2 separate regions of the Homo sapiens genome follow, and region 1 is linked to region 2. Evidence: chromatin loops called from intact Hi-C (ENCODE). Cell type or tissue: IMR-90. All regions are shown on one strand.

The links. Peaks named below come from ENCODE experiments on the same cell type or tissue, not always from the same donor. Only the 100,000 strongest peaks of a DNase experiment are listed, where the experiment ranks them.
Region 1: a loop joins it to region 2, with 4 times the contacts of the local background. A loop is called at or near these places in 4 of 110 quality-filtered maps.

Annotation. Positions count from the first base shown.
Region 1 is chr5:32,506,049-32,511,048 of GRCh38, forward strand. LOC124900954 (a long non-coding RNA gene) reads left to right here. Exons shown (of 5, transcript XR_007058719.1): 1 at 1-69. Among named protein-coding and RNA genes, the nearest start is that of ZFR, 64 kb to the left of the region's middle. In IMR-90, no CTCF peak of the experiment used is centred here; DNase peaks (open chromatin) are centred at 973 and 2,283; H3K27ac peaks cover 2,131 bases.
Region 2 is chr5:33,420,751-33,425,750 of GRCh38, forward strand. TARS1-DT (TARS1 divergent transcript) reads right to left here. Exons shown (of 3, transcript XR_001742630.2): 2 at 3,228-3,396. Among named protein-coding and RNA genes, the nearest start is that of TARS1-DT, 17 kb to the right of the region's middle. In IMR-90, a CTCF peak has its summit at 2,490 (motif pointing left); a DNase peak (open chromatin) is centred at 2,481.

The DNA of each region.
Region 1 (5,000 bases), 910 kb before region 2:
GTTTCCTGAGGACATTGAGCATCTGGATCCAGCTGCAGCTGAAACTGATCCTACCCTAGGACTTTGCAGGTATATGTGGCTGTAAGTCTTCCCCCACCTCTTTATTCTCACCACTTTGCATTTGGGTTTCTGTCCCTCACACCTAATACAAGTGCCTTCAGAAAGCCCGGGAGGCTTGTCCAGGTCACTGTGCTGGGCAGAACAAAATGAGGGCAGCTATCTATCATTGCCTCGATGCTGCTCTTGCTGTGGATGAAGCCTGGAGGCTTATTTCCAGGTCATGTTTGACTCTGAGTACACAGCTGCCTCTGAGAAAGATTGCCAGGCAGGAGTCAGCAGCCAGAACTCAGCTCAACAATCGTGTTCAGTTCTGTGTTATTGTACAGCAGTGCTCTCCAAGGACACCCTTGAATAGAAATGAATGCACATAAAGGTCCAACATGCATTCAGGAAGCCAGAGTCTCCACTTGTGCCCATATGCAAAGGAATCATTGTTCTCAGACCCCCTGGTAGAGACAGCTCTCAGCTCACTGACATGAACTGATGTGAAAATGTTCTTTAAGTGGAAAGCAGCAGGAAGCAGCTGTTAAGGAGGTGGGCACTTAGAAAGGAGAGACCACTTTACCATTTATCCATTTGTCCAGCATACATTGATTGACCGCCTTCTATTGTGTTAGGGACAGAAATGCTAATAAAAGACAAAGTTCGTGCCCTCAGGAAGCATGCAGTTGAGTCAGGGAGTCAGCAAGAAAATCAACTGGTAAATAAATGTAATCATGATAATTTAAACGGAAATAATAGGAGAGTGCCATCTACCCAACAGCATAACTCTCTTCTTAGTTTGTAGAATCTGGATTTTATTCTAAAAGGCAGGATGCTCAGGTCCCTCCCCCAGGCTCAGGATTAACTATGATACATCTAAGCCAGTGATTCCAAATTTTGGCTTGCATGAGTCACATGGAGGGCTTGTTAAAACCAGGAATCCTGGGCCCCACTCCCAGAGTTTCTGATTCAGTAGGTCTAAGTGAAGCCTAAGAATTTGCATTTTTTTTTGTTGAGACAGAATCTCACTCTGTGATCTTGGCTCACTGCAACCTCTGCCTCCTGGGTTCAAGCAGTTCTCTTGCCTCAGCCTCTCAAGTAGCTGGGACTACAGGCATGCATCACCATGCCCAGCTAATTTTTGCATTTTTAGTAGAGATGGGGTTTCACCATGTTGGCCAGGGCTGGTCTTGAACTCCTGGACTCAAATGATCCACCTGCCTCGGCCTCCCACCCTGCTGGGATTACATGTGTAAGCCACCCTGCGTGCCCAAGAATTTGCATTTCTAACAAGTTCCCAAGTGACGCTGTTGCTGCTGGCCTGAAGATCACTAATCACAATCAAGCACAATCATCTGGTTTACCCCTTCTAGTATTTGGTTTAGGGTTAGGCACATGACCAAATTCTGGCTGATTAAATGAAAGGAAAAGTCAATGAAGTTTTAGGACAACTGTTTGCTTCTTGGTAAAATGTAAGATGGAAAGGAGGCCTATCTTTTCATCCCATCCTGGGTTCCAGAACTTTATCCTTAGTTCAGCTAAAACTGGGTTCTTGTCACACAACTAAGAAAGATTAGGCTTGTGGACACATAGAAGGGTGAGGAAAATGGAATTTATTGGGCAAAAAGGAAAAAGAAAGAAAAACTCTCAGCAAAGTGAGAGGGGGTCTTGCCAACAACCTCCCCCCTCACAGACTGAATCCCGGGTTACCACACAGGCACTGAAGAGGCCAGACTCTTCCCCCCTGCAAATGGTGTGAACTTCCCAAGGCTCCACCCGATCCTCCCAGTGCACAAGCAGGCATTATTCAGAATCAGCTGGGAAAGAGCAGGCTTCATTTGCGACCAGCAGACCGGTTTTTCAGCCTTCAGGCTGTTTTAGGCTTGAAGGCAGGGTTTCACTTGGGACTCTTGGCTGTCTTCTGTCTCTATCACCTGAAATGAGGTTATGTGGGGAGCTGCTGTTTAGAGCTACTGATATCATGTGATGATGTGCACTTGGCCAAGAGGCTTGCAAAAATCCTGATCCAGACCCCTGACATTGTTGAGGAGCTGAGCAAACCCTGGAACCACCCACCTCCGACTCTTTGTTGTGGAGAAATTAAATGTTGTTATTCCCGTTTTCCATCAGAGCTGGAAGTATCCCAACTGATTCAGAGGGCTATCAGTCTGAGGCTGAGTAGGATGGAGTATCAGGAAAGGCTTCCAAGAGGAAGTAGACTCACTCTTCTCCAGCTCTTCAGTGAGAACTATTCCCGTTTGTGCTTTGGCAAAATGACAAATGATGACACCCCATAGACTCACTTTGTAGACTAACTTTTGAATTGCCTGAATGAGGAATTTTAAATTTATGAATGTCAAGGGTTTATTTCATGTGTAAATAACTGTGTTGGAATGGAGATTGAGAAAACCATTAATTTTTTCTGTGGCGAAGTCCAGGAAAAATTTGTGAAGGAGGGCTGGGAGGGCCTGGCATGGTGGCTCATGCCTGTAATCCCAGCACTTTGGGAGGCCGAGACGGGCAGACCATTTGAGGTCAGAAACTTGAGACCAGCCTGGCCGACATGGTGAAACCCCATCTCTACTAAAATACAAAAATTAGCTGTGCGTGGTGATGCACGCTTGTAATCCCAGCTACTTGGGAGGCTGAGGCAGGAGAATCGCTTGAACCGGGGAGGAGGAGGTTGCAGTGAGCCGAGATCACACCACTGCGCTCCAGCCTAAGCGACAGAGCAAGACTTTGTCTCAAAAAAAAAAAAAAAACAACTTTGTGAGGGAGATGACATTGGGCCAGGCTACTGAGAGCTGATGGCACGGGTTGGGGAGTAATGTAGTGCTGGAATCTAGCAAAGTGTGTGGTGTATAATAAATACCCGTATGTTTCCAGGGCTTACCTAACCTTAAGAATATATCATCCAGAGGAAATGGCATGAACAGCAGCCCGAAGGCATGACAGTTTGGTGTCTCTGGCTATGAGTACACAGCTTGGTATGGTGATCTAGAGGTAGTATGGGTTAGACTGAGCCATGATATGAAAAAAGCAGGGAAGCATTGGAGTAGATTAAATTGGAAACCAAAATCACGGTTCTCAGTTGGGTTAACAACAACAGCAAATCCCAATCCTCAAAGACTTCTGAAACTCGGAAGGTGGTTGAGTTTCAAGAGGGTTGCCCAAGAAGAACTCTTGCCCAACAAGGGTTGGGTTGCCTCTCCTCTGCCTAAGGAGGCAGTCCTTCCCTTGGAGTAGGAATTGCTTCATGACCTGCTTCTCATTTTGCTATGCCACTAACCTAAATCCAAATACAACATGGCCTGGGGTGGAGCAGGGTGGGATTGAGCAGGATGTGAAATGACCAAGGATATGATAATAGAAAATGATCATTTGTGCAGCATGCTGGGTTAAATATGAGATTGCTTAGAGCTGGGAGTGGGCAGCCCAGGGGTTCCATTCACCCAGAACACAACCACAACAATGAGAACACTATTGCTACATATCTGTAACCTGTTGCTTATTTACATTTTCAAAAGCCCTGATGATGTTTCTAAGAATGAATTTCGAGGATGTATAAACAAGGCTCGTGGAATATAATTTTAGCTTGTGCTAGATTTAGTGATGTGGGTATAGTTATGCATTAGAGAAGACAGGAAGATCATTTCTGTTTGTGAAAATTGCCTTCAAAATAATTTAAAACAATGTTCATTAAAACAAGTTAGAAAGGTATAAGAAAGAAAATTAAATCACCTGAAATCTCATTACGTTGATAATACCTTAATAATTGTTCTAAGTTTGCTGCAGTTGGCTGATGTAGCCATGGATCCACTGCTGGTCCACTCGCGATAATAGGGAAAGGCCAGAAATAGCTTGGCATGACAGAGAGCAGTGGATCTCAGGCTGTGCGTAGTGGCTCATGCCTGTAATCCCAGCACTTTGGGAGGCCAGGGCAGGCAGATCACTTGAGGCCAGGAATTTGAGACCAGCCTGGGCAATATGGTGGAACCCCGTCTCTACAAAAATTAGCTGGTCATGGTGGCACGTGCTTGTAATCCCAGCTACTCGGGAGGCTGAGGCAGGAGAATTGCTTGAGCCCAGGAAGGGGAGATTGCAGTGAGCTGTGATTGCACCACTGCACTCCAGCCTGGTGACAGAGCAAGACCCTGTCTCAGAGAAAATGTTTAAAAAGGGAGCAGTGGATCTCAAACTGGCTGCACATCAAAATCTCCCGGGTGAGTTTAAAAAACACTGGTGTCTGAGCAATTTAGTCAGAATCTCTGAAAGTATAGGGCATATAGGCATCAGTGTGGTGTTTTTTGGGTTTGTTTTGTTTTTGTAGTTTGGGGGTGTGTGTGTGTGTGTGTGTGTGTGTGTGTGTGTGAGTGAGACAGGGTCTCACTCTGTTGCCCAGACTGGAGTGCAGTGGTGTGATCCTGGCTCACTGCATCCTCTGGCCCCCTGTGCTCAAGTGATCCTCACACCCTAGCCTCCTGAGTGGCTGGGACCACAGGTGCACACCACAATGCCAGCTATTTTTTTTTGTCTTTTTAGTAGAGACAGGGTCTTGCCATGTTGCCATGTTGCCCAGGCTGGTCTCCAACTCCTGAACTCAAGCAATCCTCCAACTTTGGCCTCCCAAAGTATTGGGATTATAGGTGTGAGCCACTGTGCCAGGCTGGCATCAGTGTTTTTTAAGCTTCTAGGTGATTCTAATAGGCAGACTGAGTTGGGAACAACTGATGTAAACAGAAGAATTCTAAAACGTTAGGAGACAGTTCTGGATTGGCTTTTTCAAGCCTGCTGTGTCAATCAGGAGTCCAGTCCAAAAAACATAAACCATTCTAGATATTTCAAGCAGAAAGGGATTGAATGCAGGGGACTGGTTACAAAGGTTTTGTAAGGGCTGGAGTTGCAAAATGGAGACATGGGTTTATCTAGAGATAAGGGACCTGCCACCACTTGGGGCT
Region 2 (5,000 bases):
TCCATTGTGTAACCTTTAGGAAACGACTTAGTTAAAAATAAGAAACTTTTAAAAAATAGAATTTTCTCACCCAGATATTTAATTGGTTTATTTGCAGAGATAAAATGTCCTTCTCTGATCTAAAGATGAACTTCCAAATTACATGAAAATTCATACAGAATGAGAAAATTTACTAAATTCAAAAAATGATGTTTTCGGGATTGGAGTTGTTGAAAAATAGCATCAAGATTTGAGCAATGGGAGGAGGTTTTCACTGTTAATTATTTTATCGCTAACATTTTGTCCAATTTAAGATAAATTTATTTTCTTTCCTAGATGGCTCTGGGATTAAAGCAAGTCTCAAACTCGAGGTAGAGTTTTGTAGCCAAGTTACAAGAGCTTGACAAAGTTTATCATGGGAACGCTGACGCCACCTTACAACAATGTGACTAGCACCACTATAATGTTATCAAAATATGTGGGAAATAATTTGTTTCAGTAATAGAGAAGAGAATATAAAATTGCCACACTGAAATAAAGTACATTTTCTAATTGTTTGCTGATTCTAACACAACAATTTTGCAAAACATGAAGTAATTTGAGGGAATGTAGAAATCCAGTTAGCACATACATGAGAGATATGGGCACGTGATATCCAACTTGTCTTGCTCCCTCTCTGAAACCAACTGGAATATTCCTGCAACATGCAACTTTTGTTTTTTAAGTATAAGTTCATCAAGAGGATTTAAAAAGAGGTAGAAAAATACTGAAGCCTGACCACAGAAAACAGGAAAAACAGCCGAAGGCCTCAATTTTCCAACCCAGGAATAGATAAAAAATACAACTGAAAATAGCTCAAGAAAGATATTACACAGGTCCTGGCTTTCCTTCATTTTGGAAGTGAGCAGGGAAAGCAGAACAAAGATGGGGAGAACGAATGCAAGAGCTGGTCTCTTACGGTCGCAAAGCTCCATCCTATTTGGATAGCCATGGTTTTACCTGCATTCATGACACATCACATCTCAGTATTGATTCAGAGAGTGGTCCCATTTTCTCATCTCTGGAAGAATCTCTGTGATCACTTCTTAACTTTTGGAAAGTAGATTAGTCCAGCTACTTCATCATCCACAGAGAAGTTAACCTCTGGGCTTCCCATATGTTCTAGCTCTTTAATGTTGAGCTCTTCCAGTTTCCGTAGCTCATCTCCACAGGGAGAGCTCTTCTTGGGAGAATGTGTCCATTCACGTTTTCTAACTATCATCATCTTGATAGCTTACAACTATATAGAACTTTCCATTTTCCACAACTCCTTCAAATATCCAACAGCACCTCTGTGCAGTAGTATTATTCTTCTCAGTTTACTGAGGCAACAGAGCCAGTATTAACAGGCTCACTATTTATATACATAATCCAACCTTACACTCACTCTGGAAAAAGGATTTATTGTAACTTCACAGTTATAAGAATTACATAAATGACTTCCCTATATAAGCAATATTTAACTGCTTTTGGACACCAAGACTTCATTTTGAACATTTTGTAGAAAATCCTTCTCAAAAGGCTTGTATGTCACAAAGCACTGTCAATATAATTTAACCTGTTCTCGAAGACACAAGGTTGTAATCAGAAACATCTGTTATTTTGTAATGATGTAAGATAGATTTGTTTCTTTGAGTCTAGCAATCCTCCCCTCTCCTCTTATCAGGCTATCTGCTGCAATTCTGCCTCTTACAGCCCTGTTTCTCTCTCAAATCCTCTCGCACAACTAAGTATTGGGAATCATAAATAAGAGAACCACAATTATTAAGAACTGCATGTTAGACAAAGTTCAAAGGATTACATAAAAATTAATGTTAATTAGTTTGGTTCAGAAACCTAAAAGTTATTTCACTTCTCAAAGAAAGCTGTTTTAAAAAACTTATTTTCTATCCAGAGCCATTTTAAGAAAAGAAAACCTGAAATTCCCAAAGTCCGAAATTCAGATAAGCTAGGTGTGTGTGAACTTTAATTTCCACTTTTATTCACATCTACCCAATTTCTTACATCATCCTGTAAATTATCTTCAAATAGGGTTTTAAGGCAGTCTAGTAATCTATGAGTAATAACTACTTTTTATCTATTGTTATTGATATTATATTGAATCATAGAATTTTTTAACAATTGGTTCCCCAAATTACTTTGAGTGATAGTTCAAGAAGAAAAAGAAAAAATTATCATTACCAAAGTTGACAGCTGATGTAAAAACATCATTTCAAACATCATTCATTTTAAAGAGAGATGGCTCCACTGGAATAGAAATCAGGAGGTCTGGTATTAATGCTAGCTAGCAGTGTGAATTTAGCTAAGTAATTTGATCTATCCAGTCCAAATAGTCTTTTTTTTTAATTAACAGATATGATTGAACAAATACAGTTTTTAAGGTCCTGCTCAACTCCCAGATCTTGATATTTACAAAAAAAAAAATTAGAATAGCAAAAATCTGTGACAAGCGTGACATCTAGTGGCTTTTCAGTTTATATACATCCTGACCTATCAAGAATTCCAACGAAGTCACCATTGATTACTATAGTCTCATGCATGCAAATATTTAGAATTTTTAACTTAGAGGAATCTAGGGGATCATATACTTCAACCTTCTCATTTTCCACTAGTGAAAACGGAGAACCAAAGTGGTAATTTTTGTCCATGCTTAAGGTCACAGAGGTAGAGGTTGCCCAAAGCCTACTGACTCCCAATCCAGCATGTTTGTCATTACATTTGTACCCTCAAAAGCCAAAGAAGGAAAGAAATAATACTTTAAAAAATTGTATTCCTTTGTACAAAATTATTTTCTAATATCAAACCTGTTAGTGATAATTACACTGTTTTGTAATGTTTGTTTACTTATTTAAGTTTTTCTATAAGTTTCATGAGGTTAGAAACCCCAGGCCTCACTCATCTTTGTAGCTCCAGCACCCAGGCCTATACTGACCCTATCACTGATGCCCTAATCTATCTATCTAGCTAGCTAGCTAGCTATCATCTATCTAATCTATCTCTATCATCTATCTAATCTATTATCTATCACCTATCTATCATCTCTATAAAGCAAGAATAGTACATTGTCAATATATCCTTTTTAAAATGTAGTGGGGAGTGTGTAATTTTATAAAATGAGCACATATTGTATATGATTTGTGTGACCAAAAGGAAAACACATTTATTGGGCTGGGTTTTCCCACCTTTCCTTTGAAAAACCAAGTATTTACCTTCTGCATTATTTTGGTGGGGCTGACCCAGTCTCCTGCAGTCCCAGTGAGTTCATGACCAAAGCTTGGCAAGTCTCCATTTGTCTTCCAGTGGGCACAGTGACTGGCTCAGGGACTTTTCCGGTAAAGCCACTGGGAAAGATGGCTCCTCTTCCTCTGGGATCTTGAGCTACAAAGATGTAAAGATAAAATAGAAAAATTAGTGGCCCTTTTCTCCTGGCACATGGAAATAGCTTTCGTAAAACTGAAGTTAGCACGTGAAGGGAAGCAGAGATAGAGACTGGATTCATCATTAAAGCCTCTGAATCTGGCCATGCCATTTTTTGTTTGTTTAAACTTGCTTGAGCGGGTTTCTGTCTCTTGAAATCAAGTGCTGATAATATTAAAATATATCACTCAAAGGCTGAGTGCAGTGGCTCATGCCTGTAATCCCAGCACTTTGGGAGGCCAAGATAGGTGGATACTTGACGTCAGGAGTTCGAGACCAGCCTGACCAATATGGTGAAACTCCATCTCTACTTAGAAAAAAAAAAAAAAAAATTAGCCAGGCATGGTGTCACGTGCCTGTAATCCCAGCTACTTGGAAGGCTGAGGAAGGAGAAGTGCTTACCTGGGAGGTGGAGGTTGCAGTGAGCTGAGATCATACCACTGCACTCCAGCCTGGGTTACAGAGCAAGACTCTTGTCTCCAAAAAAATAATAATAATTAAAATATATGACTCAAAAAAGCAATTTTTTGAGGACAAGCCTTTCAGTTCCCAACTGTTTCCATGCAAAACAAGGCAGTTTTATCAACTCAGCTTGAAAATAGGAAATCATATCCTAGATATGAGATACCAATTATCTCTTCCTCCTTCTCTTAATGCTTATATTGCAGCATCTGATTCAGCTATTGAAAATGTATTGCGAATCTTTTTTCAATCCTTTTTTTATCTTTAATTTTAGGTTTAGGGGTACATGTGCAGGTTTATTATATAGGCAAACTGTGTGTTTTGGAGGTTTAGCACACAGGTAATGTTGTCACCTGAGTAATAAGCATAGTACCTGATGGGTACTTTTCTGACCCTCTCCCTCCTCTTACCCTCTACCCTCAAGTAGGCCCCAGGGTCTGTTGTTCCTCTCCTAGTGGATCCATGTGTTCTCATTGTTTAGGCCCCATTTATAAGTGAGAACGTGAATATTCATTTTTCTGTTTCCTGCATTAGTTTGCTTAGGATAATGGCCTCCAGCTCCATCCATGTTGTCACAAAAGATGTGATCTTATTCTTTTTTGTGACTGCATAGTACTCCAGGGTGTATAGGCACCACATTTTCTTTATCTAGTCTACTGTTGATGGGCATTTAGGTTAATTCTGTCTTTGCTGTTGTGGATAGTGCTGCAATGAACATACCATGCATGTGTCTTTATAGTAGAATGATTTATATTCCTTTGGGTATATACCCAATAATGGAATTCCTGGGTCAAATAGTATTTCTGTTTAAAGAGCTTTGAGAAATCACCACACTGCTTTCCACAATGGCTGAACTAATTTACATTCCCACCAGCAGTGTATAAGCATTCCGTTTTATCCACAACCTTGCCAGCATCTGTTTTTTTTAAAATTTTTTTAATATTAGCCATTCTTACTGGTATGAGATGGTGTCTCATTTTGGTTTTGATTTACATTCCTCTAATTATTAGTGATGTTGAGCGTTTTTCATATGCTTATTGATTGCATGTATCTCTTCTTTGGAAAAGTGTTCATGTCCTTACCCCACTTTTTAATGGGGTTGT